Linked DNA regions of Homo sapiens: region 2 is linked to region 1. Evidence: read pairs that join two places in POLR2A ChIA-PET (ENCODE). Cell type or tissue: CD4-positive, alpha-beta T cell. All regions are shown on one strand. Each heading gives the region's core, and the rest is flanking DNA. Links, peaks and the distances in the headings are about the cores only. Region 1 overlaps LOC124901774 (a long non-coding RNA gene). Region 2 has its middle 28 kb from the start of GIMAP6.

Evidence for each region. ChIA-PET counts read pairs that join two places held together with the same protein. Peaks named below come from ENCODE experiments on the same cell type or tissue, not always from the same donor. Only the 100,000 strongest peaks of a DNase experiment are listed, where the experiment ranks them.
Region 2: POLR2A ChIA-PET joins it to region 1 with 7 read pairs; 6 of 35 experiments call an interaction of 5 or more read pairs at or near these places.

The regions. Positions count from the first base shown.
Region 1 is chr7:150,667,361-150,683,814 of GRCh38, reverse strand. All of the region lies in intron 2 of LOC124901774 (a long non-coding RNA gene), which reads left to right. It also overlaps the pseudogene EIF2AP3. Among named protein-coding and RNA genes, the nearest start is that of GIMAP2, 10 kb to the left of the region's middle. In CD4-positive, alpha-beta T cell, for the core only: no CTCF peak of the experiment used is centred there; a DNase peak (open chromatin) is centred at 6,754; H3K4me3 peaks cover 1,048 bases; H3K27ac peaks cover 3,085 bases.
Region 2 is chr7:150,596,262-150,612,715 of GRCh38, reverse strand. It overlaps the pseudogene EIF2AP2. Among named protein-coding and RNA genes, the nearest start is that of GIMAP6, 28 kb to the left of the region's middle. In CD4-positive, alpha-beta T cell, for the core only: no CTCF peak of the experiment used is centred there; a DNase peak (open chromatin) is centred at 8,915; H3K27ac peaks cover 345 bases.

The DNA of each region.
Region 1 (16,454 bases), core at 4,677-8,676:
AAAATTCATTTTATTCCCATGGTTCAAGGCAATTTTGGAAAATGGGTCAAGCCGAAAGAATAGACCACAGATTTCCTGCAGTCATATTGAGATGTATTTGACAATTGTTCTGTGGTTTCTTGTAAAGTGTTTATTTATAAAGCAGTACTGTTCAATAGAGAATTCTGTGATGGACATGTTTACTGTCTGCCCTGTCCAATATGGCAGCCACTAGCACATGTGGCTGTTGAGCACTAGCAAGGTGGCCAATGTGATGGAGAAACTGAATTTTACATTTTAATTTTAAATCATATAATTAAACGGCCACATGTGGCTAGTGGTTACCGTTTTGAACAGTGCAATTATAGAGTATATCATTCTCAATAAGATGATACAAAACATTGTGTATGTAAAAGGAGGGGGTGCACAGGTAAAGATATGATGAGAAATTGCAAAACAAAAGGAACAAGTGGATTTAACATCCCAAAATTCCAAAACATGGGGAGGGGAGGCTTGTTACTGTGAATTTAAAAATTGCGGTGACTTTCCCCATTGCTTGTTTTTGTCAGGTTTGTCAAAGATCAGATAGTTGTATATACGTGGAATTATTTCTGAGGGCTCTGTTCTGTTCCATTGGTCTATATCTCTGTTTTGGTACCAGTACCATGCTGTTTTGGTTACTGCAGCCTTGTAGTATAGTTTGAAGTCAGGTAGCGTGGTGCCTCCAGCTTTGTTCTTTTGGCTTAGGATTGACTTGGCGATGCAGGCTCTTTTTTGGTTCCATATGAACTTTAAAGTAGTTTTTTCCAATTCTGTGAAGAAAGTCATGGTGGGGATGGCATTGAATCTATAAATTACCTTGGGCAGTATGGACATTTTCATGATATTGATTCTTCCTACCCATGAACATGGATTGTTCTTCCATTTGTTTGTATCCTCTTTTATTTCATTGAGCAGTGGTTTGTAGTTCTCCTTGAAGAGGTCCTTCACATCCCTTGTAAGTTGGATTCCTAGGTATTTTATTCTCTTTGAAGCAATTGTGAATGGGAGTTCACTCATGATTTTGCTCTCTGTTTGTCTGTTATTGGTGTATAACAATGCTTGTGATTTTTGCTCATTGATTTTGTATGCTGAGAGTGCTGAAGTTGCCTATCAGCTTAAGGAGATTTTGGGCTGAGAAGACGGGGTTTTCTAAGTATACAATCATGTCATCTGCAAACAGGGACAATTTGACTTCCTCTTTTCCTAATTGAATACCCTTTATTTCCTTCTCCTGCCTGATTGCCCTGACCAGAACTTCTAACACCATGTTGAATAGGAGTGGTGAGAGAGGGCATTCCTCTCTTGTGCCAGTTTTCAAAGGGAATGCTTCCAGTTTTTGCCCATTCAGTATGATATTGGCTGTGGGTTTGTCATAGGTAGCTCTTATTATTTTGAGATACGTCCCATCAATACATAAATTATTGAGAGTTTTTAGTATGAAGGGCTGTTGAATTTTGTCAAAGGCCTTTTCTGCATCTATTGAGATAATCATGTGGTTTTTGTCTTTGGTTCTGTTTATATGCTGGATTATGTTTATTGATTTTCATATGTTGAACCAGCCTTGCACCCCGGGGATGAAGCCCACTTGATCATGGTGGATAAGCTTTTTGATGTGCTGCTGGATTCGGTTTGCCAGTATTTTATTGAGGATTTTTGCATCAATGTTCAAGGATATTGGTCTAAAATTCCCTTTTTTTGTTGTGTCTCTGCCAGGCTTTGGCATCAGGATGATGCTGGCCTCAAAAAATGAGTTAGGGAGGATTCCTTCTTTTTCTATTGATTGAAATAGTTTCAGAAGGAATGGTACCAGCTCCTCCTTGTACCTCTGGTAGAATTCGGCTGTGAATCCATCTGGTCCTGGACTTTTTTTTGGTTGGTAAGCTATTAATTATTGCCTCAATTTCAGAGCCTGTTATTGGTCTATTCAGAGATTCAACTTCTTCCTGGTTTAGTCTTGGGAGAGTGTATGTGTCGAGGAATTTATCCATTTCTTCTAGATTTTCTAGTTTATTTGCGTAGAGGTGTTTGTAGTATTCTCTGATGGTAGTTTGTGTTTCTGTGAGATCGGTGGTGATATCCCCTTTATCATTTTTTATTGCATCTATTTGATTCTTCTCTTTTTTCTTCTTTATTAGTCTTGCTAGTGGTCTATCATTTTCTTGATCTTTTCAAAAAACCAGCTCCTGGATTCATTGATTTTTTTGAAGGGTTTTTTGTGTCTCTATTTCCTTCAGTTCTGCTATGATCTTAGTTATTTCTTGTCTTCTGCTAGCTTTTGAATGTGTTTGCTCTTGCTTCTCTAGTTCTTTTAATTGTGATGTTAGGGTGTCAATTTTAGATCTTTCCTCCTTTCTCTTGTGGGCATTTAGTGCTATAAATTTCCCTCTACACAGTGCTTTGAATGTGTCCCAGAGATTCTGGTATGTTGTGTCTTTGTTCTCATTGGTTTCAAAGAACATCTTTATTTCTGCCTTCATTTTGTTATGTACCCAGTAGTCATTCAGGAGCAGGTTGTTCAGTTTCCATGTATTTGAGCAGTTTTGAGTGAGTTTCTTAATCCTGAGTTCTAGTTTGATTGCACTGTGGTCTGAGAGACAGTTTGTTATAATTTCTGTTCTTTTACATTTGCTGAGGAGGGCTTTACTTCCAACTCTGTGGTCAATTTTGGGATAGGTGTGGTGTGGTGCTGAAAAAAATGTATATTCTGTTGATTTGGGGTGGAAAGTTCTGTATATGTCTATTAGGTCCACTTGGCGCAGAGCTGAGTTCAATTCCTGGATATCCTTGTTAACTTTCTGTTTCATTGTTCTGTCTAATGTTGACAGTGGGGTGTTAAAGTTTCCCATTATTATTGTGTGGGAGTCTAAGTCTCTTTGTAGGTCACTGAGGACTTGCTTTATGAATCTGGGTGCTCCTGTATTGGGTGCATATATATTTAGGATAGTTAGCTCTTCTTGTTGAATTGATCCCTTTACCATTATGTAATAGCCTTCTTTGTCTCTTTTGATCTTTGTTGGCTTAAAGTCTGTTTTATCAGATACTAGGATTGCAACCCCTGCCTTTTTTTGTTTTCCATTTGCTTGGTAGATCTTCCTCCATCCCTTTATTTGGAGCCTATGTGTGTCTCTGCACGTGAGATGGGTTTCCTGAATACAGCACACTGATGAGTCTTGACTCTATATCCAAATTGCCAGTCTGTGTCTTTTAATTGGAGCATTTAGCCCATTTACATTTAAGGTTAATATTGTTATGTGTGAATTTGATCCTGTCATTATGATGTTAGCTGGTTATTTTGCTCGTTAGTTGATGCAGTTTCTTCCTAGCCTTGATGGTCTTTACAATTTGGCATGTTTTTGCAGTGGTTGGTACTGGTTGTTCCTTTCCATGTTTCAGGCTTCCTTCAGGAGTTCTTTTAGGGCAGGCCTGGTGGTGACAAAATCTCAGCATTTGCTTGTCTGTAAAGTATTTTATTTCTCCTTCACTTATGAAGCTTATTTTGGCTGGATATGAACTTCTGGGTTGAAAATTCTTTTCTTTAATAAAAAATAAATAAATAAATAAATAAATAATTTCACGGTGAATAAAAAAAAAAAAAAAAGAATGTTGAATATTGGCCCCTACTCTCTTCTGGCTTGTAGAGTTTCTGCCGAGAGATCAACTGTTAGTCTGATGGGCCTCCCTTTGTGGGTAACCGGATCTTTCTCTCTGGCTGCCCTTAACATTTTTTCCTTCATTTCAACTTTGGTGAACCTGACAATTATGTGTCTTGGAGTTGCTCTTTTTGAGGGGTATCTTTGTGGCATTCTCTGTATTTCCTGAATTTGAATGTTGGCCTGCCTTGCTAGATTGGGAAGCTCTCCTGGATAATATCCTGCAGAGTGTTTTCCAACTTGGCTCCATTCTCCCCGTCACTTTCAGGTACACCATTCAGATGTAGATGTAGTCTTTTCACATAGTCCCATATTTCTTGGAGGCTTTGTTCATTTCTTTTTATTCTTTTTTCTCTAAACTTCTCTTCTCACTTAATTGCATTCATTTCATCTTCCACCACTGATACCCTTTCTTCCAGTTTATCGAATAGGCCACTGAGGCTTGTGCATTCATCATGTAGTTCTTGTGCCTTGGCTTTCAGCTCCATCAGGTCTTTTAAGGATTTCTCTGCATTGGTTATTCTAGTTAGCCATTCATCTAATTTTTTTTCAAGGTTTTTAACTTCTTTGCCATGGGTTCGAACTTCCTCCTTTAGCTCGGAGTAGTTTGATCATCTGAAGCCTTCTTCTCTCAACTCGTCGAAGTCATTCTCCATCCAGCTTTGTTCCGTCGCTGGTGAGGAGCTGCATTCCTTTGAAGGAGGAGAGGCTCTCTGATTTTTAGAGTTTCCAGTTTTTCTGCTCTGTTTTTTTCCCCATCTTTGTGGTTTTATCTACCTTTGGTCTTTGATGATGGTGACGTACAGATGGGTTTTTGGTGTGGATATCCTTTCTGTTTGTTAGTTTTCCTTCTAACAGTCAGGACCCTCAGCTGCAGGTCTGTTGGAGTTTGCTGGAGGTCCACTCCAGACCCTCTTTGCCTGGGTATCAGCAGCGGTGGCTGCAGAACAGTGGATATTGGTGAACCGCAATTGCTGCTTCCTGATCGTTCCTCTGGATGTTTTGTTGCAGAGGAGTACCCGGCCGTGTAAGATGTCAGTCTGCCCCTCCTGGGGTATGCCTCCCAGTTAGGCTACTCGGGGGTCAGGGACCCACTTGAGGAGGCAGTCTGCCCATTCTCAGATCTCAAGCTGCGTGCTGGGAGAACTACTACTCTCTTCAAAGCTGTCAGACAGGGACATTTAAGTCTGCAGAGGTTACTGCTGCCTTTTGTTTGTCTGTGCCCTGCTCCCAGAGGTGGAGCCTACAGAGGCAGGCAGGCCTCCTAGAGCTGTGGTGGGCTCCACCGAGTTTGAGCTTTCTGGCTGCTTTGTTTACCTTCTCAAGCCTCAGCAATGGCGGGCGCCCCTCCCCCAGCCTCGCTGCTGCCTTGCAGTTTGATCTCAGACTGCTGTGCTAGAAATGAGCGAGACTCCGTGGGCGTGGGACCCTCCGAGCCAGGCGTGGGATATAATCTCCTCGTGTGCTGTTTGTTAAGCCCATTGGAAAAGCTCAGTATTAGGGTGGGAGTGACCCGATTTTCCAGGTGCTGTCTGTCACCCCTTTCTTTGACTAGGAAAGGGAATTCCCTGACCCCTTGCACTTCCCAGGTGAGGCAATGCCTTGCCCTGCTTTGGCTCACGCACAGTGTGCTGCACCCACTGTCCTGCACTCCCCAGTGAGATGAACCCAGTACCTCAGTTAGAAATGCAGAAATCACCCGTCTTCTGCGTCGCTCATGCTAGGAGCTGTAGACTGGAGCTGTTCCTATTCGGCCACTGGCTCCTCCCCCATCTTGTCATTTTCTTACTCCAATATAGCTTTATTCCCATCACCTTCTCTGTGCTTTTACTAGTAAACATTATATTTTTCTATGTTATAGATTCTACAATACAATAATATACACATTGTTTTTTAAAGTTGCCTTTCAAATCAGTTAATAAAAGGGGAATAAATGTGAAAAAAAGAAAGAAGAAAAAGAAGAGAAAGAAAGAAAGAAGGAAGGAAGGAAGGAAAATTTTCTTATCTTGAAGTGTGATTGTATTCACAGCAACTCCTTCTTTTTCAACCTTAATGTCTGTTTCAACCTTAATGTCTCATTTTGAAATATATTTTCACTGAATATATTATTCTACAAATAGTATCTTACAATAGATTCTGTGCCTGGTAAAGGCTTACTCCTTGCTTCCAAGATGGTGCCTGTTTCCTGGTTTGAGGCAAAGTAACATTAGTAGTGAGAACTAAAATACAATCTAAAAGCTACTGGTGAGTTGGTAATAGGTAGTGCAGATGTTGACAAAACCATAGTTTTCTACTGTCAATAACAAACATGTTTCTATATTGCAACAAATAAAATGCTATAATGTAAATACTGAAGAGTGATCCCATTTATAATGAGTTGGGCCCTCTAGGAAAACTCTTGTCAAAGCAGCAATTCTCTACTTGCTGTGTGATTGTAAACTTGACTTTGGAACTGGCTCTTGTAATACAGTCTACTATAGCCTTCATACATATTACCACTGTATTCATACATATTACTACTGCAGGGGTTTGGAAATCAAGGGGACAAATTGTGGGGTGTTAAAAACCACAAACTTATTTCCAAACCTATGGCTTCAAATTTTACATACTTTGCTTGGTGCCCAGATAAAGAGCTGTACAATGTTTTTTCTGCATCCAGTGAGATGATCATGCAATTTTTGTCCTTCATTCTATTAATATGGTGTAATACATGACTGATACTTGCATACTGAACCTGTCTTGCAACAACTACTACATGTGCCCCCAGGTTATGTGTTAATAATGGGTGCGAGATTTTCCATTATACTAGCTCTATCTTGCACAAGAATATCACGCCATCAAATGCAGAAATCCTTAGTGAAAAATTCTGGACATAGTATTTCCAATAAGATCAATAACTTATCAAGCAGTTCTAAGTACCCTGTGAGGAGCCAATATTGCAATGACTTTTAGAACTCCAGTTAGAAGAAATGAACAAGTCGTTGATCTTAAGCTGCATGAGGAGGGGCCGCAGAGAATATGAAACTACAAGGGCAAATAACAAGCCATTTCCCAAAACATCCCCTAAGAACAAAGGAAGCATGAAGCCAGTCACTGCAAAACAGGAAACACACCCCAAAATTTGTTCTCTCAGCCAACATGAAGAGATTTTAAGATAGCGGGGAAAACATGAGAACCTAAGAAACTGAAAACAATCAAACAACTGAAATAACAAGCAGCAACTGGCAAACAGCTGGGAAAAAAAGCAGCTGTAGAAAATTCAAAAAGAGACAGCCCTTCTCCAGGAGCTAGAAGATTTAGAAATGAGTCTTTTAGATATTTAAAGAACATAAATTGCATGCCAGAAATCAGTGTAAATATATCTTCTCTTTAAACCTGATGGGGTACTCTAAACATTCTTACGCCCACACTTGATGATCATTTATAATGCATCCAATGTTCTGAATATATGGGGTTTTTAAATGTTTATTAAATGGACTTTTTCCACCTTTCAATATAATGTGGAAGGGGGTAGGAATGAGTTTTTTTAACCAAAGCTTGACAGACTAAAACAGAGATATTATTATCCACTAAAGAACAGACTCTCAAAGACACCAATAAAAGCATCTTACATTTTTTTAAAAGAGGAAGGAGCAAAAGGAAGAGTGATCAAAATCAGGAAGGAAGGCTGCATGCTGACTCTGCATGTTCTCTGCAGAATCTTCAGTAAAAGTTCCTGAAACTGAAACAACAGTAAAGGAAAAGTCAAATAGGAATAATTGTGTGTGTGAATACCAGGGTGTTTTTTTTTTTTTTTAAGTAACAGTAAAAACACCACATTTTAGGCTTTTGGAGTCTTGCACCAACAAAGAAACAGTGCATAATTCTGTAGGACTGAGGAGGTAAAGAAAAGGCTGAGGAAAAAGAGGACTCTTAGAAACAGTGGGGAAGATTTCAGGATTTTTCTTTCTTTTAAACTAGTACTATATTTATTCTTTTTCATTACCTTGTTCCTTTTTAAATTTTTATTTTTATTTCAATAGTTTTTGGGGTACAGGTGGTTTTTGGTTACATGGATTAGTTATGTAGTGGTGTTCTCTGAGATTTTAGTGCACCCATCACCCAAGCAGAGTACACAGGACCCAATGTATCATCTTTTATCCTTCATCCCCCTCCCAATCTTCCCCCCTCCCAGTTCCTCTGTCCATTATATCGGTCTCATGCCTTTGCATCCGCATAGCTTAGCTCCCACTAAGAAATGAGAAAATACACTATTTGGTTTTCCATTCCTGAGTTGTAAGTGGGATCTCCCAGGGCACCACTAGACAGGTCAAATAATGACATTGTTTTAGAAATGGGACTTTTAAGGGGCTCTAACTCCATTCAGCTGCCTTCAGTGGCTTCCAGGCTGCTAGTTTTCATAGTGATTTTAGTTTTTTGGTTTTCAAGGTTACTGCAGAGTGGGGGTAATGAGAAAGGGGCAGGTTGAAACATGACAGAACTCACTATTCTTACTATTTTTCTTGAATGAACACTCTCTATATTACTTCAAGCGTTGGGTTGATACACAGAGTTCTGAAAAACAAAAATAAAAACAAAAACAAAAAACAAAGAGTTGATTCTGACTATTTTTTGACAGTGTTCTCTATTTTTGTGGAGATTTTTGGAGGGCATTATTCTGCTATTCCCACTGACATCATCTCACAATTATATTTGTCTTATAAATATATAGCATTATGGTTGCAGTGTGAAAGGTAATTTGAGAGAAGCAAGCCTTGAAACAGGTTCAATCCAAAGAAGAAGTTGCAACAATCCAGTCCAGAAATGATGGTGACCATAACTCAAGTAGAGATAAGGAAAAAAAAAAGTGGATGCTCCAGAGAGATATGAAGCCTTTATAATACACAACTCTTTTATTATTTATTGGAAGAAAGAGTCAAGGCTTCTGGCATGGACAACTGGACAGATTATGGCACCATTTGCAAAATAGGAAACCCAGGAAGGAAGGGATGAACATCCAGTGGAGCCAAAGGTGGTGCCCGTGAGAACCTCATTACCCAGTGAAAACACAAATAGAAGAAAGACCAAAGGTGTTTAATGCATGCTCCAATACCCAGTAGACCTTGCAGTGTTGACTTGAAGCTATGGTGGCCAACAGGCAATGGGGAAAGGATTCCCTATTTAATAAATGGCACTGGGAAAACTGGCTAGCCATATGTAGAAAGCTGAAACTGGATCCCTTCCTTACACCTTATAAAAAATTAATTCAAGATGGATTAAAGACTTACATGCTAGACCTAAAACCATAAAAATCCTAAAAGAAAACATAGGCAATACCATTCAGGAAATAGGCATGGGCAAGGACTTCATGTCTAAAACACCAAAAGCAATGGCAACAAAAGCCAAAATTGACAAATGGGATCTAATTAAACTAAAGAGCTTCTGCACAGCAAAAGAAACTACCATCAGAGTGAACAGGCAACCTACAGAATGGGAGAAAATTTTTGCAACCTACTCATCTGACAAAGGGCTAATATCCAGAATCCACAATGAACTCAAACAAATTTACAAGAAAAAAACAAACAACCCCGTCAAAAAGTGGGCGAAGGATATGAACAGACACTTCTCAAAAGAAGGCATTTATGCAGCCAAAAAACACATGAAAAAATGCTCATCATCACTGGCCATCAGAGAAATGCAAATCAAAACCACAATGAGATACCATCTCACACCAGTTACAATGGCGATCATTAAAAAGTCAGGAAACAACAGGTGCTGGAGAGGATGTGGAGAAATAGGAACCCTTTTACACTGTTGGTGGGACTGTAAACTAGTTCAACCATTGTGGAAGTCAATGTGGCGACTCCTCAGGTATCTAGAACTAGAAATGCCATTTGACCCAGCCATCCCATTACTGGGTATATACCCAAAGTATTATAAATCATGCTGCTATAAAGACACATGCACACGTATGTTTATTGCAGCACTATTCACAATAGCAAAACTTGGAACGAACCCAAATGTCCAGCAATGATAGACTGGTCCTTTAAGAAAATGTGGCACATATACACCATGGAATACTATGCAGCCATAAAAAATGATGAGTTCATGTCCTTTGTAGGGACATGGATGAAGCTGGAAACCATCATTCTCAGCAAACTATTGCAAGGACAAAAAACCAAACACCGCATGTTCTCACTTAGAGGTGGGAATTGAAGAATGAGAACACATGGACACAGGAAGGGGAACATCACACACCGGAGACTGATGTGGGGTGGGGGAAGGGGGGAGGGATGGCATTATGTGATATACTTAATGCTAAATGATGAGTTAATGGGTGCAGCACACCAACATGGCATATGTATACTTATGTAACAAACCTGCACGTTGTGCACATGTACTGTAAAACTTAGAGTACAATAATAATAATAAAAAACGAAAAGAAAAAGAATTTAGTCCAGGAAAATTTCGTAAAAAAAAAAAAATTGCAGTGACTTCTTTTAGGCTTGTTTAGCTTCCTGACTTACTAGGCAGTTTTCAATTCATCATTATATTTTGGAATAATTAAGAATTCAGGAGATGTTTAACTTCAAGCTCTCCCTCACTATTTAAACTCCCCAAATTTAAATATTTGCCATAAATAACTTTCAATTGATTTCACCCAAAATTCATTATTTGAATTGAAACTCCACTGAAGCAAATCTGGTTGTGTACACCAGTAAAACATGGATATTGCCCTTGAGTCTGTAGGGTGAAAGTGAAGTAAACTGCAGTCATATCTCAGTTGTTTCCTGACAAGATCCTGTCTTGTTCCCACGTTGTCTAAATTGGTTTTTAATTGTTGGAATCATTTTCTCCACATTATTAAGTGAAAGTTCTTCTATGAGAAAGGGACAATTTATTGCTGATTTCCAAAGTTTCATGAAGTGATGACTGCAAAGCAACACAATAACAACACCAACACCAACATCACCAACAGAAAAACCCTTCTTGGATCTTTTTTTTTTTTGGATCTTTTTGAAGAGGTCTGAATTGGTGACATGTACAGTGAAGAATGTGAAGAGCTATGAGCCTTACATAGCAAAGGACTTACTGCCAGAGAATTCAGTTCAAACCAATGCTCAGAGTTGCAAGAAGGAGTCAATCTTGCAGAATAATCTTAAAGATTAATTGAGTACATTTTTGAATTTAAAAATTTTTGCAATCTATCCATCTGAGAAAGGGCTAATACCCAGAATCTACAAAGAACTTAAACAAATTTACAAGAAAAAAACAACCCCATCAAAAAGTGGGCAAAGGATATGAACAAACACTTCTCAAAATAAGACATTTATGCAGCCAACAAACATGAAAAAAAGCTCATCATCACTGGTCATTAGAGAAATGCAAATCAAAGCCACAATGAGATGCCATCTCACGCCAGTTAGAATGATGATCATTAAAAAGTCAGGAAACAACAGATGCTGGAGAGGATGTGGAGAAATAGGAACGCTTTTACACTGTTGGTGCAAGTGTAAATTAGTTCAATCATTGTGGAAGACAGTGTAGCGATTCCTCAAGGATCTAGAACCAGAAATATCATTTGACCCAGCAATCCCATTACTGGGTATATACCCAAAGGATTATAAATCTTTCTACTATAAAGACACATGCACACACATGTTTATTGCAGCATTGTTCACAATAGCAAAGACTTGGAACCAACACAAATGCCCATCAATAATAGACTGGATAAAGAAAATGCAGCACATATACACCACGGAATACTATACAGCCATAAAAAGGATGAGTTCATGCTCTTTACAGGGATGTTGATGAAGCTGGAAATAATCATTCTCAGCAAACTGACACAGGAATAGAAAACCAAACCCCGCATGTTCTCACTCATAAGTGGGAGTTGAACAAAGAGAACACATGGCCACAGGGAGGGGAACATCACACACTGGGGCCTGTTGCGGGGTGGGGGGCTAGGGGAGGGATAGCATTAGGAGAAGTACCTAATGTAGATGACGGGTTGATGGGTGCAGCAAATCAGCATGGCACGTGTATACCTATGTGACAAACCTGCACGTTGTGCACATGTATCCCAGAATTTAAAGTATAATAATAATAATAAAAGAAACTTTAAAATCATACAAAAGTCATCAACAGAAGCATTCCACTATATGATGCAATCTCAAGCACAGTGTTACATTATTACCCAGGGGTCCGTATGCTTTCAAGCAGAGGAAACACAAAGACATGGCCATTTTGAGTTTTTCCCATCACATTGCTTTGACTATGATTTCAGACAACAGGCCACAGTCATCTCCTTCTGGAGGGTCAAATGCCATAAAGACAGTTCCCAGTCCCTTGGAACTGGATATGGACAAACCCCAGGAGTGAACAATTCCACCTCCTCCTTTATCAGCTCATCCCACACACTCACCCCGCTGAACAGCCACCGTGAGGACTCCGGTCTCCCTCTCCTCTCCTCTAAACCTCATTTAGGCAATTCTAATTAGTAAATAATCCTTTTTTAAATTTGTGAGTGAAATTTGATTTTGTTATCTATATGAACCTATTTTTGTATTTAATCAATTTTTCTGAATGCTTGTAGAAGTGTAGTAGAAAAGAATGTTTGCATTTATATCATTGCTTACTGCAGACAGATATGAGTGTAGTGTTAAATCACTGGCAAATAATCAGCTAAACAATTAGCTGATTGGCATTTAATGGCCTTACATTTTGCAGAAATCATTGGTGATTTTTATTATATTGCTTTGATTGTTTAAAAGTGTTTTAGTGATATCTGGAGGAAATTGTTGGGGTTTTTGGATGGGCTAGAAATGTACTGCAGCTTTTCCCCTTTAAATGATGAAATATAGAACCCCTATTGTGGAATTTTGCTATGTAACTTTTTTTGGGATGTATGACATTCGGAGCAAGGGATTCCTCTACTGTGAGATGTAATGGGGTGGCATTGTAAAAGACTCAGCAGGCCATGAAGGCAAAGAGTTGTGGGTGAGTCAGGGCTTTATAAAGATCTCTGAGCATCTGAGAACCTGCTTCTCACACACAATCTGTTTTCCTGGCTATTATGAGTCAAACAGGGAATAAAGCTGACCAATAGTACCTTTAAGTTCTGTTGACTTTACAATTCTATGATAAACCTGGGAAAGTAAAACCACCAGGAAAAGAGTCTGTTACCTTGGTGAAGGAGGGTAGAAGCGATTTGGGATATTCTAGGCTCAGCAGGTGCAACGTGGAGAAGAAGCTAGGGACACAGTTGACAACGAGAGGCTCCCACATGTGGCCCTCATTGATCTGTCCCCCACCCCATCTAGAGCCATTTGAGCCACTCCAACTGAGGCCCAGTCTGCAAGGAGTGAAGTCAAGTTGTACCCAGTGTGCTCTGCCCAAATTCTTGACACACAAAAACACGTTGTTTTAAGCCACTGAGTTTTGGAGTAGTTTCTTATGCAGCAACAGATAATCAAATCACCTGAGTGGGTTCCTACAAGGAGAATTGCTATACAATTGGTACATGCATTTGTAATTTTGAAAGATATTACTGAATTGCTTACAATAAAAATTTTAGTCAAATTAGTTTCACCAGCATTTTATTAGTTTCCCATATTGATTTCTCATAATTTTATCTTTGCCAAACTGATAGGTGAAAGATGATGTTAGTGTGATTTTCATATACATTACTCAATGGGAATATGATTGAGTCATTTGTCATATGTCTATTTATTAAAGAAAGAACTATATTTTTTATTGATATCTCTTACATATTTATTGCCCATGTTTCAATTCTGATGGGAATAATTTTGATATTGATTTGTAAAAGTTCTTTATGGGGCCAAAAATGATAATTTATCTTCTTTTTTTGAATTTTTTATAAAACAACTTCTAATTTCTTTCACTGTTAATTTATTGTGGCTAGTATCTAAGAGAATGTTAAATAAGTAATCACAATGATAGTAGGCTTCCTTAGCTTGTTCTTAACTTTTGTGGCAATATCTCAATGTTTACCATTAAACTAGATGCAGACTTTGAGGTTGAGATGGAAAATTTTCTTATGGGGAAAAAGAACCAATTATTAGACATTTAATTTTACCAAATTACTTTTCAACAGCTAAGGAGGTGATCAGATTATGTTGCTCCATAGCTTTGTAATACATTAAATTGTATAAAAATATTTCCTAGTATTTCCTAATATTGACTTCTTTGCATACTTAGACAAATCTTAATCACACAAGGTGTTGCTTGATTCTATTTGTTAATAGCTAATTCAGGATTTTTGCCTTGATATTCCTAAGTAATCTTATCCATTTCTAAGACAGAGCAATTCTGTCTTCAATTGTGCTAGTTCTAGCTGGACCTGGTTTGAGGGTCTCGTCTCTTTTTGTTAAAGTAAATTAAAATGGAGACCAGACCCGGAGAATACCTGAGCAGACAAAAGCAGTTAGGCCTTACAAATGACCTCAACCTTGCTTGATTTGCAAAGATAAGCAAGTCTTAATTTGAGCTATTTCTTGTAAATGTTTAATATTAAATAAAAGCAGAACTTAAGCTCAACTAATTAGAAGTAGCCAGCAAACAAAACTATGGACTTTACAACAGGGTAGACCAAATAAGGTAACTGTATAACTGTAACCAATCAAATATTTTATTTTCTTCTGTGCCATCCTATAAAACCTCCCTCTTCTATTTTTACCATCACCACCTTTTCCCTATCACTACCTCCTTTCTCAGGCAAACATGACAGTTAACAAAAACAGTAGGATAATGAATGTTATTAAGGAGAACACTAGGATGTTTTAAGAGTGTATAGAGGATCTGCTAAACTAATAGTAGGAGTAGTTGGAAAAGACTTCTTAGAAAAATCAACATTGTTTAAGCTGAAATTGAATAGTGAGTAGAAGTTAGGGAAAGAGATTAGAAGTATTTCCAGGAAGAAGATAAAGCATATTCCAAGGTAAGTGAAGACATGGAACTCTCAGTTAATCAAAGAAAGCCAAGGATGGCTAGATCCTCAAGGTGGGAAGTCACATTGTGTAGAAATGAGGCTGGAGATTTTAGCAGATGATTTTTTACAGAAACTCATAATTAAGTTTGGATCCTGAATGTTTTATTATGGAAAATGGAAAAACACTCCAGGCTTGAATCTAGGTATGTCACAGTCAGATATGTGTAATTGTGGGCTGTGTGAATTATGAATTCAAAACCTTCTCCCTCATCAGGCTTTACATAATCTGAATTTTGGTCGCTTTAATTGTGGTCCTCCTCCACTTGCTCTGCCTCCCACGAACTGCACCCTCTCAGTGCATGGAAACAGAACAAGTGAGTCAAAGAGAGCATAGAGGAACCCTGGCTGTAAACTTTGAGGTGAACCCACTGGGTCACCAGCCCATTCTGTTTCCTTTGCTCATAACCCTGTCAGCCCCTACCCCATTTCCTCTCCAAAAACTCTCCCATAATATCTTTTCATTTTCACTTGCTGTCCTTCCTGAGTTTCATCTCCCTGAGTGTTGAGAGGCATTTGGTTTCTAGGTGTTTTGTGAAGTGTGAAAAATAACTTCAGTGTGTGAAAGGAAACCACAAGACCCAGGGCTGCTATAGCAGCAAGCTCTGTTCTCAGAGAGGGTAGATAACTGTCTTATCCTGTGTGATCTGAAAGGGCTGAAAGTCCCCTCAGTAAAACATGCACCCCATTGGTCTGGAGCTGTCATTCCTCTCTCAGAGGTAAAGGTTTTCCATCAGGACAGTGGCTAGGTAAGGGGAAAATAACTCACAGGGAGATACTGAGAAGGAAGTCAAAGGAGCTGAATACAAATCAAATATTAATAGCTCAAGTGAAGAGTTAACAATTCAAGCCCTTGGCTGGGCACCGTGGCTCACACCTGTAATCCTAGCACTTTGGGATGCTGAGGTGGGTGGATCATGAGATCAGGAGTTTGAGACCAGCCTGGCCAACATGGTGAAACCCCGTCTCTACTGAAAATACAAAAAATTAGCTGGGCATGGTGGTGGGTGCCTGTAATCCCAGCTACTTGGGAGGCTGAGGCAAGAGAATTGCTTGAATCTGGGAGGCAGAGGTTGCAGTGAGCTGAGACCACGCCATTGCACTCCAGCCTGGGTGACAGAGCAAGACTCTGCCTCAAAACAAACAAACAAACAAACAAACAAATCAAGTCCTTAAATGCTGGGGGTCCACTGGAAGGTTTCTTTGACGTGGTCTGTTGCCTGTTATCTTGGCCACATCTTGTAAAAAGATGACCTCTATAGGTTTAACTTGCTACAGATCCCAGGCTTGAATATCATCCATTAAAATAGCAGAGACTGCTCTATTTGCCTTTCTCTAACTTTCCTTCTTCATCCTGCCCTGAAGTTCTCCCACATACATTTTTAACTACTCAGTCCATCAGTGATCACATATACCCAAAATACGTCCTCCATATTCTCACTGGGGTTCTGGAGTTAGACAGAACTGAGTTCCAGTTTCTACTGGGCCACTGACTAGCTAAGTGTCCTTACTCAAACTTGAGCCTAATTTCCTTCATCTTAAGGTGGGAACAATTTAAACTATCCAGTCTGAATTAAATGGAAAAGTGCACGTAAAGGATGAATTCCCAGTGGCTAGCACAGAGGTTTTCAAGCCTTAGCCTGCATCAGAATCACCTAAAGAGTTTATTAAAATACAAATGGCTAGGCAACATCCCTGGAATTTCTGAACTAGTAGGTTTTGAATGGAGCCTGAAAATAGCATTTCTGACAATTCCCATGATGCCACTGGTCTGGGGACCTCACTTTGAGAAC
Region 2 (16,454 bases), core at 6,710-10,709, 73 kb after region 1:
AAGTAGCAGAGCATATGCTAAACCATCACAGCTGTAAATCATGTGCTTAATGCAATACTCCCTTTCAACCCCACATTCTCACCACCTGTTTCTTTGTTTGATCACCAATAAATAGTCTGGGCTTCCAGAGCTTGGGACCTTCGCAGCCTCCATACTCACGTTGGACCCCTGGGCCCACTTTCTCTCTCAAACGTCTTTTCTCATTCCTTTGACTCTGCCAGACTTCGTCACCCCCATGACCTGGTGTTGGGTCCAATCACCCCAACACATGAGCTGCTCCCACTTCCTAGATGAATAGGATACCTCAGTTGGAAATGCAGAAATCACTGGTCTTCTGCATTGGTCTTGCTGGGAGCTGCAGACCAGAGCTGTTCCTATTCGGCCATCTTGTCAGATCTCCCTGGAGGTCTTTATCTTAAGTGAAATAAGCCAAGCACAAGAAGAACAATATCACATGTGGGAGTTAAAATATCATATGTGGGAGTTGAAATATCATATGTGGGAGTTGAAAGATTCGATCACATGGAAGTAGAAAAGAGTGAAAAGATAGCAGAGACTGAGAAAGTAGAGGGTGGATGAAGAGAATTGTGTTAAAGGGGACAAACATAAAATTAGATAGAAGTAATAAGTTCAGTGTTTGATGGCAGAGTAGGGTGACTATAGTTAAACAAAAATATACTGTATTTGTGTGATGGACACCCTAAATACCCTTCACTGTGCATTATGTACATGTAACAAAAATTCACATGTTCCCTATAAATTTGTACAAATAAAAAACTGTGAAAGAAGATTCTGCTTATAGTGATAAAGATGTTTCTATGTTAACAAATTAGAAATTATTGCCTCCAATTTAAAGGATCTTAAGAAACAAATATAAATCTTTCATCAGACAAGTCCCACCTTCTCCATTAATGTTTTTTATTATACTTTAAGTTTTAGGGTACATGTGCACAACGTGCAGGTTTGTTACATATGTATACATGTGTCACGTTGGTGTGCTGCACCCATTAACTCGTCATTTAGCATTAGGTATATCTCCTAATGCTATCCCTCCCCTCTCCCCCCACCCCACAACAGGCCCCAGTGTGTGATGTTCCCCTTCCTGTGTCCATGTGTTCTCATTGTTCAATTCCCATCTATGAGTGAGAACATGCGGTGTTTGGTTTTTTGTCCTTGTGATAGTTTGCTGAGAATGATGGTTTCCAGTTTCATCCATGTCCCTACAAAGGGCATGAACTCATCATTTTTTATGGCTGCATAGTATTCCATGGAGTATATGTGCCACATTTTCTTAATCAGTCTATCATTGTTGGACATTTGAGTTGGTTCCAAAGTCTTTGCTATTGTGAATAGTGCCACAATAAACATATGTGTGCATGTGTCTTTATAGCAGCATGATGTCTTTATAGCAGCAGGATTATCCAATATCCCTGATGAACATCGATGCAAAAATCCTCAATAAAATACTGGCAAACCGAATCCAGCAGCACATCAAAAAGCTTATCCACCATGATCAAGTGGGCTTCATCCCTGGGATGCAAGGCTGGTTCAACATACACAAATCATAAAATGTAATCCAGCATATAAACAGAACCAACGACCTAAACCACATGATTACCTCAATAGATGCAGAAAAGGCCTTTGATAAAATTCAAAAACCCTTCTTGCTAAAAACTCTCAATAAATTAAGTATTGATGGGACATATCTCAAAATAATAAGAGCTATCTATGACAAACCCACAGCCAATATCATACTGAATGGGCATTGATTTCTTTAGTGGATTAAATTTGACTCCTGGGAATCTTTGCTCAGAGGAATTTTTCAATTCTTGGCTATTATTCTCCTTATAGTTATTGTGTTTACCTCCTGGTGCATTACATTCTATCAAGGGTTTTTATTCTTTCCAGTGGCCACTCACATGTCAAAAGATTGCCCTTAGGATCAGCCAACTCAAGGAAACGAATATGGACCAAGTAATTGTTCACAGTAGCTTTGTAACTCTGAACCCCAGCATAACGATTAATGATGACAACAACATCTTCCTGACTTTTCTTTCCAAGGACTACATCAACATTGGTAACTGAGAGTAATGCTATGCCATTTGGTCACACTGTCAGCTTGCTGAAGAAATAACTAAAAAGGGAAAATTCTTAAAGCACAATTAAAATGGAGACCGGGCCTAAACATTGCTGAGCAAACAAAACCAATGGAAAATTAAAAATAGCCTTAACATTGCTTAAACTGCAAACAGAAGCAAAATTTTAACTTGGGTCATTTCTGGTAAATGCTTATGTTGAACAGAAATGAAACTTAGTCTCAGCCAATCATAAGCAGCTGACTAATATATGTTCATGAGTTTAGGGATTTCCAACAACATAAACCAAAAAAGATGATATTATAGCTGCAAACAATCAAATACTGTATTTATTTTGCATCCACATTCATCCTACAAATCTTTGCCTCTGATTCTTTGTCATTGAAACACTAACCCTCTTTTGGTTTTGTGTTTCCCAATTCATGAATTGCTTGTTACTCAAATAAACACTATATATCTGATTGTGCCTCAGTTTACCATTTTAAATAATCTATCTGACCTCTTTGTGGAAACATTTCCTTCTCAAAAAAGATACCTAATTGGTGCCAGGTATACCCAGGACAAAGTAGTTTAGATCTTGTATTTTAACTACTTGCTGTCTGTCTCCTACAGTTGTGGCTGATGAAGAACACTTCCTTGTTCATCATTGGATTCCAACGTCCTGGAGTGCGTTAAGCACTCACTAAATGCTTCTCACCCATTTAGTAGCTGATTTTGATTTTGTATCCTGAGACTTTGCTGAAGTTGCCTATCAGCTTAAGGAGATTTTGGGCTGAGACGATGGGGTTTTCTAGATATACAATCATGTCATCTGCAAACAGGGACAATTTGACTTCCTCTTTTCCTAATTGAATACCCTTTATTTTCTTCTCCTGCCTGATTGCCCTGGCCAGAACTTCCAACATTATGTTGAATAGGAGTGGTGAGAGAGGGCATCCCTGTCTTGTGCCAGTTTTCAAAGGGAATGCTTCCAGTTTGCCCACTCAGTATGATGTTGGCTGTGGGTTTGTCATAGATAGCTCTTATTATTTTGAGATACATCCTATCAATACCTAATTTATTGAGAGTTTTTAGGATGAAGCATTGTTGAATTTTGTCAAAGGCCTTTTCTGCATCTATTGAGATAATCATGTGGTTTTTGTCTTTGGTTCTGTTTATATGCTGGATTATGTTTATAGATTTTCATATGCTGAACCAGCCTTGCATCCCAGGGATGAAGCCCAATTGATCATGGTGGATAAGCTTTTTGATGTGCTGCTGGATTCGGTTTGCCAGTATTTTATTGAGGATTTTTGCATCAATGTTCATCAAGGATATTGGCCTAAAATTCCCTTTTTTTGTTGTGTCTCTGCCAGGCTTTGGTATCAGGATGATGCTGGCCTCATAAAATGAGTTAGGGAGGATTCCCTCTTTTTCTATTGATTGGAATAGTTTCAGAAGGAATGGTACCAGCTCCTTCTTTTACCTCTGGTAGAATTCCGCTGTGAATCCATCCGGTCCTGGACTTTTTTTGGTTGGTAAATTATTAATTATTGCCTCAATTTCAGAGCCTGTTATTGGTCTATTGAGAGATTCAACTTCTTCCTGGTTTAGTCTTGGGAGGGTGTATGTGTCGAGGAATTTATCCATTTCTTCTAGATTTTCTAGTTTATTTGCGTAGAGGTGTTTATAGTATTCTCTGATGGTAGTTTGTATTTCTGTGGGATCGGTGGTGATATCCCCTTTATCATTTTTTATTGCATCTATTTGATTCTTCTCTCTTTTCTTCTTTATTAGTCTTGCTAGCGGTCTATCAATTTTCTTGATCTTTTCAAAAAACCAGCTCCTGGATTCCTTGATTTTGCTGAAAGGTTTTTTGTGTCTCTATTTCCTTCATTTCTGCCCTGATCTTAGTTATTTCTTGCCTTCTGCTAGCTTTTGAATGTGTTTGCTCTTGCTTCTCTAGTTCTTTTAATTGTGGTGTTAAGGTGTCAATTTTAGATCTTTCCTGCTTTCTCTTGTGGGCATTTAGTGCTATAAATTTCCCTCTACACAGTGCTTTGAATGTGTCCCAGAGATTCTGGTATATTGTGTCTTTGTTCTCATTGGTTTCAAAGAACAACTTTATTTCTGCCCTCATTTCGTTATTTACCCAGTAGTCATTCAGGAGCAGGTTGTTCAGTTTCCATGTATTTGAGCAGTTTTGAGTGAGATTCTTAATCCTGAGTTCTAGTTTGATTGTACTGTGGTCTGAGAGACAGTTTGTTATAATTTCTGTTCTTTTACATTTGCTGAGGAGGGCTTTACTTCCAACTATGTGGTCAATTTTGGAATAGGTGTGGTGTGGTGCTGAAAAGAATGTATATTCTGTTGATTTGGGATGGAGAGTTCTGTAGATGTCTATTAGGTCCACTTGGTGCAGAACTGAGTTCAATTCCTGGATATCCTTGTTAACTTTCTGTCTCATTGATCTGTCTAGTGTTGACAGTGGGGTGTTGAAGTCTCCAATTATTATTGTGTGGGAGTCTAAGTCTCTTTGTAGGTCACTAAGGACTTGCTTTATGATTCTGGGTGCTCCTGTATTGGGTGCATATATATTTAGGATAATTAGCTCTTCTTGTTGAATTGATCCCTTTACCCTTATGTAATGATCTTCTTTGTCACTTTTGATCTGTGTTGGTTTAAAGTCTGTTTTATCAGAGACTAGGATTGCCAATCCTGCCTTTTTTTGTTTTCCATTTGCTTGGTAGATCTTCCTCCATCCCTTTATTTGGAGCCTATGTGTGTCTCTGCATGTGAGATGGGTTTCCTGAATACAGCACACTGATGGGTCTTGACTCTATATCCAATTTGCCAGTCTGTGACTTTCAATTGGAGCATTTAGCCCATTTACATTTAAGGTTAATATTGTTATGTGTGAATTTGATCCTGTCATTGTGATGTTAGCTGGTTATTTTGCACGTTAGTTGATGCAGTTTTTTCCTAGCCTTGATGGTCTTTACAATTTGGCATGTTTTTGCAGTGGCTGGTACTGGTTGTTCCTTTCCATGTTTCGTGCTCCCTTCAGGAGTTCTTTTAGGGCAGGCCTGGTGGTGACAAAATCTCTCAGCATTTGCTTGTCTGTAAAGTATTTTATTTCTCCTTCACTTATGAAGCTTATTTTGGCTGGATATGGAATTCTGGGTTGAAAATTCTTTTCTTTAAGAGTGTTGAATATTGTCCCCCACTCTCTTCTGGCTTGTAGAGTTTCTGCCGAGAGATCAGCTGTTAGTCTGATGAGCTTCCCTTTGTGGGTATCCCGACCTTTCTGTCTGGCTGTCCTTAACATTTTTTCCTTCATTTCAACTTTGATGAATCTGACAATTATGTGTCTTGGAGTTGCTCTTCTCGAGGAGTGTCTTTGTGGCATTCTCTGTATTTCCTGAATTTGAATGTTGGCCTGCCTTGCTGGATTGGGGAAGTTCTCCTGGATATTATCCTGCAGAGTGTTTTCCAACTTGGTTCCATTCTCCCCGTCACTTTCAGGTATACCAATCAGACGTAGATTTGGTCTTTTCACATAGTCCCATACTTCTTGGGGGCTTTGTTCATTTTTTTTAATGCTTTTTTCTCTAAACTTCCCTTCTCACTTCATTTCATTCATTTCATCTTCCATCACCGATACCCTTTCTTCCAATTGATTGAATCAGCTACTGAGGCTTGTGCATTCATCACGTAGTTCTCATGCCTTGGTTTTCAGCTCCAACAGGTCCTTTAAGGACTTCTCTGCATTGGTTATTCTAGTTAGCCATTCACCTAATTTTTTTTCAAGGTTTTTAACTTTTTTGCCATGTGTTGGAACTTCCTCCTTTAGCTCGGTGTAGTTTGATCATCTGAAGTCCTCTTCTCTCAACTTGTCAAAGTCATTCTCCATCCAGCTTTGTTCTGTTGCTGGTGAGGAGCTACGTTCCTATGGAGGAGAAGAGGTGCTCTGATTTTTAGAGTTTCCAGTTTTTCTGCTCTGTTTTTTCCCCATCTTTATGGTTTTATCTACCTTTTGTCTTTGATGATGGTGACGTACAGATGGGTTTTTGGTGTGGATGTCCTTTCTGTTTGTTAGTTTTCCTTCTAACAGTCAGGACCCTCAGCTGCAGGTCTATTGGAGTTTGCTGGAGGTCCACTCCAGACCCTGTTTGCCTGGGTATCAGCAGTGGTGGCTGCAAAACAGCAGATATTGGTGAACCCCAAATGCTGCTTCCTGATCATTCCTCTGGAAGTTTTGTTTCAGAGGAGTACCCGGCCGTGTGAGGCATCAGTTCACCCCTACTGGGGGGTGCCTCCCAGTTGGCCTACTCGGTGGTCAGGGACCCACTTGAGGAGGCTGTCTGCCCATTCTTAGATCTCAAGCTGCATGCTGGGAGAAACACTACTCTCTTCAAAGCTGTCAGACAGGGACATTTAGGTCTGCAGAGGTTACTGCTGCCCTTTGTTTGTCTGTGCCCTGCCCCCAGAGGTGGAGCCTACAGAGGCAGGCAGGACTCCTGGAGCTGTGGTGGGCTCCACACAGTTTGAGCTTCCCAGCTGCCTTGTTTACCTACTCAAGCCTTGGCAATGTCTGGAGCCCCTCCCCCAGCCTCACTGCCGCCTTGCAGTTTGATGTCAGACTGCTGTGCTAGTAATGAACGAGACTCCATGAGCATAGGACCCTCTGAGCCATGCACGGGATATAATCTCCTGGTTTGCCATTTGTTAAGCTCGTTGGAAAAGTGCAGTATTAGGGTGGGAGTGACCCGATTTTCCAGGTGCCGTCTGTCACCCCTTTCTTTGACTAGGAAAGGGAATTCCCTGACCCCTTGCACTTCCCAGGTGAGGCGATGCCTCACCCTGCTTCAGCTCACACAGGGTGCAGTGCACCCACTGTCCTGCACCGACAGTCTGGCACTCCCTAGTGAGATGAACCTGGTGCCTCAGTTGGAAATGCAGAAATCACCCATCTTCTGTGTCACTCACAGTGGGAGCTGTAGACTGGAGCTGTTCCTATTCGGCCATCTTGGCTCCTCCCCCCTCTTGTCATTTTCTTACTCCAATATAGCTTTATTCCCACCATTTTCTAGGTGCTTTTATTAGTAAACATTATATTTCTCTGTTATAGATTCTACAGTATAATTATATACATATTGTTTTGTAAAGTTGCCTTTTAAATCAGTTAATAAAAGGGGAATAAATGTGAAAAAAAAAAACAAGAAAGAAGAGAAAGAAAGAAAGAAGGAATGAAGGAAGGAAGGAAGGAAGGAAGGAAAATTTTCTTATCTTTAAGTGTGACTGTATTCACAGCAATTCCTTCTTTTTCAATCTTAATGTCTTTATCTTACCTTCATTTTGAAATATATTTTCACTGGACATATTATTCTACAAATAGTATCCTACAAACACAAACATGAATGCATTTAAAATGTTTACTTGCTCTTGACTTCATTGCTTCTAATGAGAAGTCAGCCTTCATTTTTATCGTTCTGCACCCATGTATGTGTCTTTCTCTTCCAGTGGCTTTTAAGATATTACCTTTTTCTATCTTTCATTTACAATAGTTTGACTCTTGTCAACCTAGGTGACTCAGGTTATTCTGCCTGAGTTACTGAAATCTTGAATAAGTAGGTTGAAAATTTTTACCAAATATGAGATATTTTCAGTTAATATTTTCTAAAATATTTTTCTGCCCATTTTCTCTCTTTTCCCCTCTGGATCTTCAATTATGTGTGTGTGTATTCATGTGTGTATGTATATGTGTATATGTGTGTGTGTGATATGTGTGTGTTTGTAGTGCTATAACAAAATACCATAGACTGGTTAATTTATAAATAATATAAATCTATTTCTCATAATTCTGTAGGCTAGGAAATCCAAGCTCAAGGCATCAGCAGATTCTGTGCCTGGTAAAGGCTTACTCCTTGCTTCCAAGATGGTGCCTGTTTCCTGGTTTGAGGCAAAGTAACATTAGCAGTGAGAACTAAAATACAATCTAAAAGCTACTGGTGAGTTGGTAATAGGTAGTGCAGATGTCAACAAAACCATAGTTTCCTACTGTCAATAACAAACATGTTTCTATATGGCAAACAAATAAAATGCTATAATGTAAATACTGAAGAGTGATCCTGTTTATAATGAGTTGGGCCTTCTAGGAAAACTCTTGTCAAAGCAGCAATTCTCTACTAGCTGTGTGATTGTAAACTTGACTTTGGAACTGGCTCTTGTAATACAGTCTGCTATAGCCTTCATACATATTACCACTGTATTCATACATATTACTACTGTAGGGGTTTGGAAATCAAGGGGACAAATTGTGGGGTGTTAAAAACCACAAACTTATTTCCAAACCTATGGCTTCAAATTTTACATACTTTGCTTAGTGCCCAGATAAAGAGCTGTACAATGTTTTTTCTGCATCCAGTGAGATGATCATGCAATTTTTGTCCTTCATTCTATTAATATGGTGTAATACATGACTGATACTTGCCTACTGAACCTGTCTTGCAACAACTACTACATGTGCCCCCAGGTTATGTGTTAATAATGTGTGTGAGATTTTCAATTATACTAGCTCTATCCTGCACAAGAATATCATGCCATCAAATGCAGAAATCCTTAGCAAAAAATTCTGGACATAGTATTTCCAATAAAATCAATAACTTATCAAGCAGTTCTAAGTACCCTGTGAGGAGCCAATATTGCAATGACTTTTAGAACTCCAGTTAGAAGAAATGAACAAGTCATTGTTCTTAAGCTGCATGAGGAGGGGCCTCAGAGAATATGAAACTACAAGGGCAAATAATAAGCCATTTCCCAAAACATCCCCTAAGAACAAAGGAAGCATAAGGCCAGTCGCTGCAAAACAGGTAACACACCCCAAAATATCTTCTCTCAGCCAACATGAAGAGATTTTAAGATAGCGGGGAAAACATGAGAACCTAAGAAACTGAAAACAATCAAACAACTGAAATAACAAGCAGCAACTGGCAAACAGCTAGGAAAAAAAAGCAGCTGGGGAAAATTCAAAAAGAGATAGCCCTTCTCCAGGAGCTAGAAGATTTAGAAATGAGTCTTTTAGATATTTAAAGAACATAAATTGAATGCCAGAAATCAGTATAAATGTATTTTTTAAAACTGATGGGGTACTCTAAATATCCTTATGCCCATATTTGATCATTTATAACGTATCCAATATTCTGAATATGTGGGGTTTTAAAATGTTTATTAAATTGACTTTTTCTACCTTTCAATATAATGTGGAAGGGGGTAGGAATAACCTTTTTAATTAGGTATATCTCTTAATGCTATTCCTCCCCCCTTCCCCCAATGTACAACAGTCCCCGGTGTGTGATGTTCCCCTTACTGTGTCCATGTGTTCTCATTGTCCAATTCTCACCGATAAGTGAGAACATGTGGTGTTTGGTTTTTTGTCCTTGCGATAGTTTGCTGAGAATGATGGTTTCCAGCTTCATCCACATCCCTACAAAGGACATGAACTCATCATTTTTTATGGCTGCATAGTATTCCATGGTGTATATGTGCCACATTTTCTTAATCCAGTCTATCGTTGTTGGACATTTTGGTTGTTTCCAAGTCTTTGCTATTGTGAATAGTGCCACAATAAACATACGTGTGCATGTGTCTTTATAGCAGCATGATTTATAATCCTTTAGGTATATACCCAGTAATGGAATGGCTGGGTCAAATGGTATTTCTAGTTCTAGATCCCTGAGGAATCACCACACTGACTTCCACAATGGTTGAACTAGTTTACAGTCCCACGAACAGTGTAAAAGTGCTCCTGTTAGGGGACCATCACACTCTGGGGAGTGTTGTGGGGTGGGGGGAGGGGGAGGGGGGGAGGGATAGTATTGGGAGATATACCTAATGCTAGATGACGAGTTAGTGGGTGCAGCGCACCAGCATGACACATGTATACATATGTAAATAACCTGCACATTGTGCACATGTACCCTAAAACTTAAAGTATAGTGATAATAAATAAAGAAAAAAAAGAAAAAAAAAGTGTTCATATTTCTCCACATCCTCTCCAGCACCTGTTGTTTCCTGACTTTTTAATGATAGCCCTTCTAACTGGTGTGAGATGGTATCTCATTGTGGTTTTGATTTGCATTTCTCTGATGGCCAGTGATGATGAGCATTTTTTCATGTGTTTTTTGGCTGCATAAATGCCTTCTTTTGAGAAGTGTGTGTTCATATCCTTTGCCCACTTTTTGACAGGGTTGTTTGTTTTTTTCTTGTAAATTTGTTTGAGTTCATTGTAGATTCTGGATATTAGCCCTTTGTCTGATGAGTAGGTTGCAAAAATTTTCTCCCATTCCATAGGTTGCCTGTTCACTCTGATGGTGGTTTCTTTTGCTGTGCAGAAGCCCTTTAGTTTAATTAGATCCCATTTGTCAATTTTGGCTGTCATTGCCATTGCTTTTGTGTTTTAGACATGAAGTCCTTGCCCATGCCTATGTCCTGAATGGTATTGCCTAGGTTTTCTTCTAGGGTTTTTATAGTTGTAGGTCTAACATGTAAGTCTTTAATCCATCTTGAATTAATTTTTTATAAGGTGTAAGGAAGGGATCCAGTTTCAGCTTTCTACATATGGCTAGCCAGTATTCCCAGCACCATTTATTAAATAGGGAATCATTTCCCCATTGATTGTTTTTGTCAGGTTTGTCAAAGATCAGATAGTTGTGGATATGCAGCATTATTTCTGAAGGCTCTGTTCTCTTCCATAGGTCTATATCTCCATTTTGGTTCCAGTACCATGCTGTTTTGTTTACTGTAGCCTTGTAGTATAGTTTGAAGTCAGGTAGCATGATGCCCTCAGCTTTGTTCTTTCAGCTTAGGATTGTTTTGGCAATGCGGGCTCTTTTTTGGTTCCATATGAAGTTTAAAGTAGTTTTTTCCAATTCTGTGAAGAAAGTCATTGGTAGCTTGGTGGAGATGGCATTGAATCTATAAATTACCTTGGGCAGTATGGCCATTTTCACTATATTGATTGTTCCTACCCATGAGCATGGAATGTTCTTCCATTTGTTTGTATCCTCTTTTATTTCATTGAGCAGTGGTTTGTTGTTCTCCTTGAAGAGGTCCTTCACATCCCTTGTATGTTGGATTCCTAGGTATTTTATTCTCTTTGAGGCAATTGTGAATGGGAGTTCACTCATGATTTCACCCTCTGTTTGTCTGTTATTGGTGTGTAAGAATACTTGTGATTTTTGCAAATTGATTTTATATCCTGAGAGTTTCCTGAAGTTGCTTATCAGCTTAAGGAGATTTTGGGCTGAGACGATGGGGTTTTCTAGATATACAATCATGTCATCTGCAAGCAGGGACAATTTGACTTCCTCTTTTCCTAACTGAATGTCCTTTATTTCCTTCTTCTGCCTGATTGCCCTGGCCAGAACTTCCAACACTATGTTGAATAGGAGTGGTGAGAGAGGGCATCCCTGTCTTGAGCAAGTTATCAGAGGGAATGCTTCCAGTTTTTGTCCATTCAGTATGATATTGGCTGTGGATTTGTCATAGATAGCTCTTATTATTTTGAGATACGTCCTATCAATACCTAATTTATTGAGAGCTTTTAGCATGAAGAGTTGTTGAATTTTGTCAAAGGCCTTTTCTTTATCTATTGAGATAATCATGTGGCTTTGTCTTTGGTTCTGTTTATATGCTGGATTACGTTTACTGATTTTCATAGGTTGAACCAGCCTTGCATCCCAGTGATGAAACCCACTTGATCATGGTGGAGAAGGTTTTTGATGTGCTGCTGGATTCAGTTTGCCAGTATTTTATTGAGGATTTTTGCATCAATGTTCATCAAGGATATTGGTCTAAAATTCTCTTTTTTTTGTTGTGTCTCTGCCAGGCTTTGGTATCAGGATGATGCTGGCCTCATAAAACGAGTTAGGGAGGATTCCCTCTTTTTCTATTGATTGGAATAGTTTCAGAAGGAATGGTACCAGCTCCTCCTTGTACCTCTGGTAGAATTCCGCTATGAATCCATCTGGTCCTGGACGTTTTTTCGTTGGTTAGTTATTAATTATTGCCTCAATTTCAGAGCCTGTTATTGGTCTATTGAGAGATTCAACTTCTTCCTGGTTTAGTCTTGGGAGGGTGTATGTGTTGAGGAAGTTGTCTATTTCTTCTATATTTTCTAGTTTATTTGCGTAGAGGTATTTATAGTATTCTCTGATGGTAGTTTGTATTTCTGTGGGATCGGTGGTGATATCCCCTTTATCTTTTTTTATTGCATCTATTTGATTCTTGTCTCTTTTCTTCTTTATCAGTCTTGCTAGCGGTCTATCAATTTTGTTGATCTTTTCAAAAAACCAGCCACTGGATTCATTGATTTTTTGAAGGTTTTTTGTGTCTTTATTTCCTTCAGTTCTGCTCTGATCTTAGTTATTTCTTGCCTTCTGCTAGCTTTTGAATGTGTTTGCTCTTGCTTCTCTAGATCTTTTAATTGTGATGTTAGGGTGTCACTTTTAGATCTTTCCTGCTTTCTCTTGTGGGCATTTAGTGCTATAAATTTCCCCCTACACACTGCTATGAATGTGTCCCAGAGATTCTGGTATGTTGTGTCTTTGTTCTCATTGGTTTCAAAGAATATCTTTATTTCTGCCTTGATTTCGTTATGTACCCAGTAGTCATTCAGGAGCAGGTTGTTCAGTTTCCATGTATTTGAGCAGTTTTGAGTGAGTTTCTTAATCCTGAGTTCTAGTTTGATTGCACTGTGGTCTGAGAGACAGTTTGTTATAATTTCTGTTCTTTTACATTTGCTGAGGAGTGCTTTACTTCCAATTATGTGGTCAATTTTGGAATAGGTGTGGTGTGGTGCTGAAAAAAATGTATATTCTGTTGATTTGGGGTGATTTCTGTAGATGTCTATTAGGTTCTCTTGGTGCAGAGCTGAGTTCAATTTGTGGATATCCTTGTTAACTTTCTGTCTCGTTGATCTGTCTAATGTTGACAGTGGGGTGTTGAAGTCTCCCATTATTAATGTGTGGGAGTCTAAGTCTCTTTGTAGGTCACTAAGGACTTGCTTTATGAATCTGGGTGCTCCTGTATTGGGTGCATATATATTTAGGATAATTAGTTCTTCTTGTTGAATTGATCCCTTTACCATTATGTAATGGCTTTCTTTGATTCTTTTGATCTTTGTTGGTTTAAAGCCTGTTTTATCAGATACTAGGATTGCAAACCCTGCCTGTTTTTGTTTTGCATTTGCTTGGTAGATCTTCCTCCATCCCTTTATTTGCAGCCTATGTGTGTCTCTGCACGTGAGATGGGTTTCCTGAATACAGCACACTGATGGGTCTTGACTCTATATCCAATTTGCCAGTCTGTGACTTTTAATTGGAGCATTTAGCCCATTTACATTTAAGGTTAATATTATTACGTGTGAATTTGATCCTATCATTATGATGTTAGCTGATTATTTTGCTTGTTACTTGATGCAGTTTCTTCCTAGCCTTGATGGTCTTTACAGTTTGGCACGTTTTTGCAGTGGTTGGTACTGGTTGTTCATTTCCATGTTAGTGCTTCCTTCAGGAGTTCTTTTAGGGCAGGCCTGGTGTTGACAAAATCTCTCAGCATTTGCTTGTCTGTATTTTATTTCTCCTTCACTTTTGAAGCTTATTTTGGCTGGATATGGAATTCTGGGTTGAAAATTCTTTTCTTTAAGAATGTTGAATATTGTCCCCCACTCTCTTCTGGCTTGTAGAGTTTCTGCCGAAAGATCAGCTGTTAGTCTGATGGGCTTCCCTTTGTGGGTAACCCGACCTTTCTGTCTGGCTGTCCTTAACATTTTTTCCTTCATTTCAACTTTGATGAATCTGACAATTATGTGTCTTGGAGTTGCTCTTCTCGAGGAATATCTTTGTGGCGTTCTCTGTATTTCCTGAATCTGAGTATTGGCCTGCCTTGCTAGTTTGGGGAAGTTCTCCTGCATAATATCCTGTGGAGTGTTTTCCAACTTGGTTCCATTCTCCCCATCACTTTCAGGTACACCAATCAGACGTAGATTTGGTCTTTTCACATAGTCCCATAATTCTTGGAGGCTTTGTTCATTTCTTTTTATGCTTTTTTCTCTAAACTTCTGTTCTCACTTCATTTCATTCATTTCATCTTCCATCACTGATACCCTTTCTTTCAGTTGATTGAAACGGCTGCTGAGGCTTGTGCATTCATCATGTAGTTCTGGTGCCTTGGTTTGCAGCTCCATCAGGTCTTTTAAGGACTTCTCTGCATTGGTTATTCTAGTTAGCCATGTGTCTAATTTTTTTCAAGGTTTTTAGCTTCTTTCCCGTGGGTTCAAACTTCCTCCTTTAGCTTGGAGTAGTTTTATCATCTGAAGCCTTCTCTCAACTCATCAAAGTCATTCTCCATCCAGCTTTGTTCCATTGCTGGTGAGGAGCTGTGTTTCTTTGGAGGAGGAGAGGTGCTCTGATTTTTAGAGTTTCCAGTTTTTCTGTTCTGCTTTTTCCCCATCTTTATGGTTTTATCTACCTTTTATCTTTGATGATGGTGACATACAGATGGGTTTTTGGTGCGGATGTCCTTTCTGTTTGTTAGTTTTCCTTCTAACAGTCAGGACCCTCAGCTGCAGGTCTATTGGAGTTTGCTGGAGGTCCACACCAGACCTTGTTTTCCTGGGTATCAGCAGTGGTGGCTGCAAAACAGCAGATATTGGTGACCCGCAAATGCTGCTGCCTGATCGTTCCTCTGGAAGTTTTGTCTCAGAGGAGTACCCGGCCATGTGAGTTATCAGTCCACCTCTACTGGGGGGTGCCTCCCAGTTAGGCTACTCATGGTCAGGGACCCACTTGAGGAGGCAATCTGTCCGTTCTCAGATCTCAAGCTGCATGCTGGGAGAACCACTACTCTCTTCAAAGCTGTCAGACACTGACATTTAAGTCTGCAGACTTTACTGCCGCCTTTTGTTTTTCTTTGCCCTGCCCCCAGAGGTGGAGCCTACAGAGGCAGGCAGGCCTCCCTGAGCTGTGGTGGGCTCCACCCAGTTCGAGCTTCCCAGCTGCTTTGTTTACCTACTCAAGCCTTGGCAATGGCAGGCTCCCCTCCCCAAGCCTCGCTGCCGCCTTGCAGTTTGATCTCAGACTGCTGTCTAGCAATGAGAGAGACTCCGTGGGCATAGGATCCTCTGAGCCGGGCATAGGATCCTCTGAGCCATGCATGGGATATAATCTCCTGGTGTGCCGTTTTTTAAGCCTGTTGTAAAAGTGCAGTATTAGGTTGGGAGTGACCCGATTTTCCAGGTTCCGTCTGTCACCACTTTCTTTGACTAGAAAGGGGAATTCCCTCACCCCTTGCACTTCCCTGGTGAGGCAATGCCTCACCCTGCTTTGGCTCACACATGGTGCACTGCATCCACTGTCCAGCATTCCTCAGTGAGATAAACCCGGTACCTCAGTTGGAAATTCAGAAATCACCCGTTTTCTGCATCGCTCACACTGGGAGCTGTAGACTGGAAGTGTTCCTATTTGGCCATCTTAGCTCCTCCCCCCTCTTGTCATTTTCTTACTCCAATATAGCTTTATTGCCATCACCTTCTCTGTACTTTTATTAGTAAACATTATATTTCTCTGTTATAGATTCTACAATACAATTATATGCATATTGTTTTATAAAGTTACCTTTTAAATCAGTTAACAAAAGGGGAATAAATGTGAAAAAAAGAAAGAAGAAAGAAGAGAAAGAAGATAAATAAAGAAAGAAGAAAGAAGGAAGGAAGGAAAGAAGGAAGGAAGGAAGGAAAATATTCTTATCTTGAAGTGTGACTGTATTCACAGCAATTCCTTCTTTTTCAATCTTAATGTCTTTATCTTACCTTCATTTTGAAGTATATTTTCACTGGATATATTATTCTACCAATAGTATCCTACAAACACAAACATGAATGCATTTAAAATGTTTACTTGCTCTTGACTTCATTGCTTCTAATGAGAAATCAGCCTTCATTTTTATCGTTCTTTGCCCATGTATGTGTCTTTTTCTTCCAGTGGCTTTTAAGATATTACCTTTTTCTATCTTTCACTTACAATAGTTTGACTCTTGTGAAACTAGGTGACTCAGGTTATTCTGCCTAAGTTACTGAAATCTTGAATAAGTAGGTTGAAAATTTTTACCAAATATGAGATATTTTCAGTTAATATTTTCTAAAATATTTTTCTGCCCATTTTCTCTCTTTTCCCCTCTGGATCTTCAATTATGTGTGTGTGCATTCATGTGTGTATGTATATGTGTATATGTGTGTGTGTGATATGTGTGTGTTTGTAGTGCTATAACAAAATACCACAGACTGGTTAATTTATAAATAATATAAATCTATTTCTCATA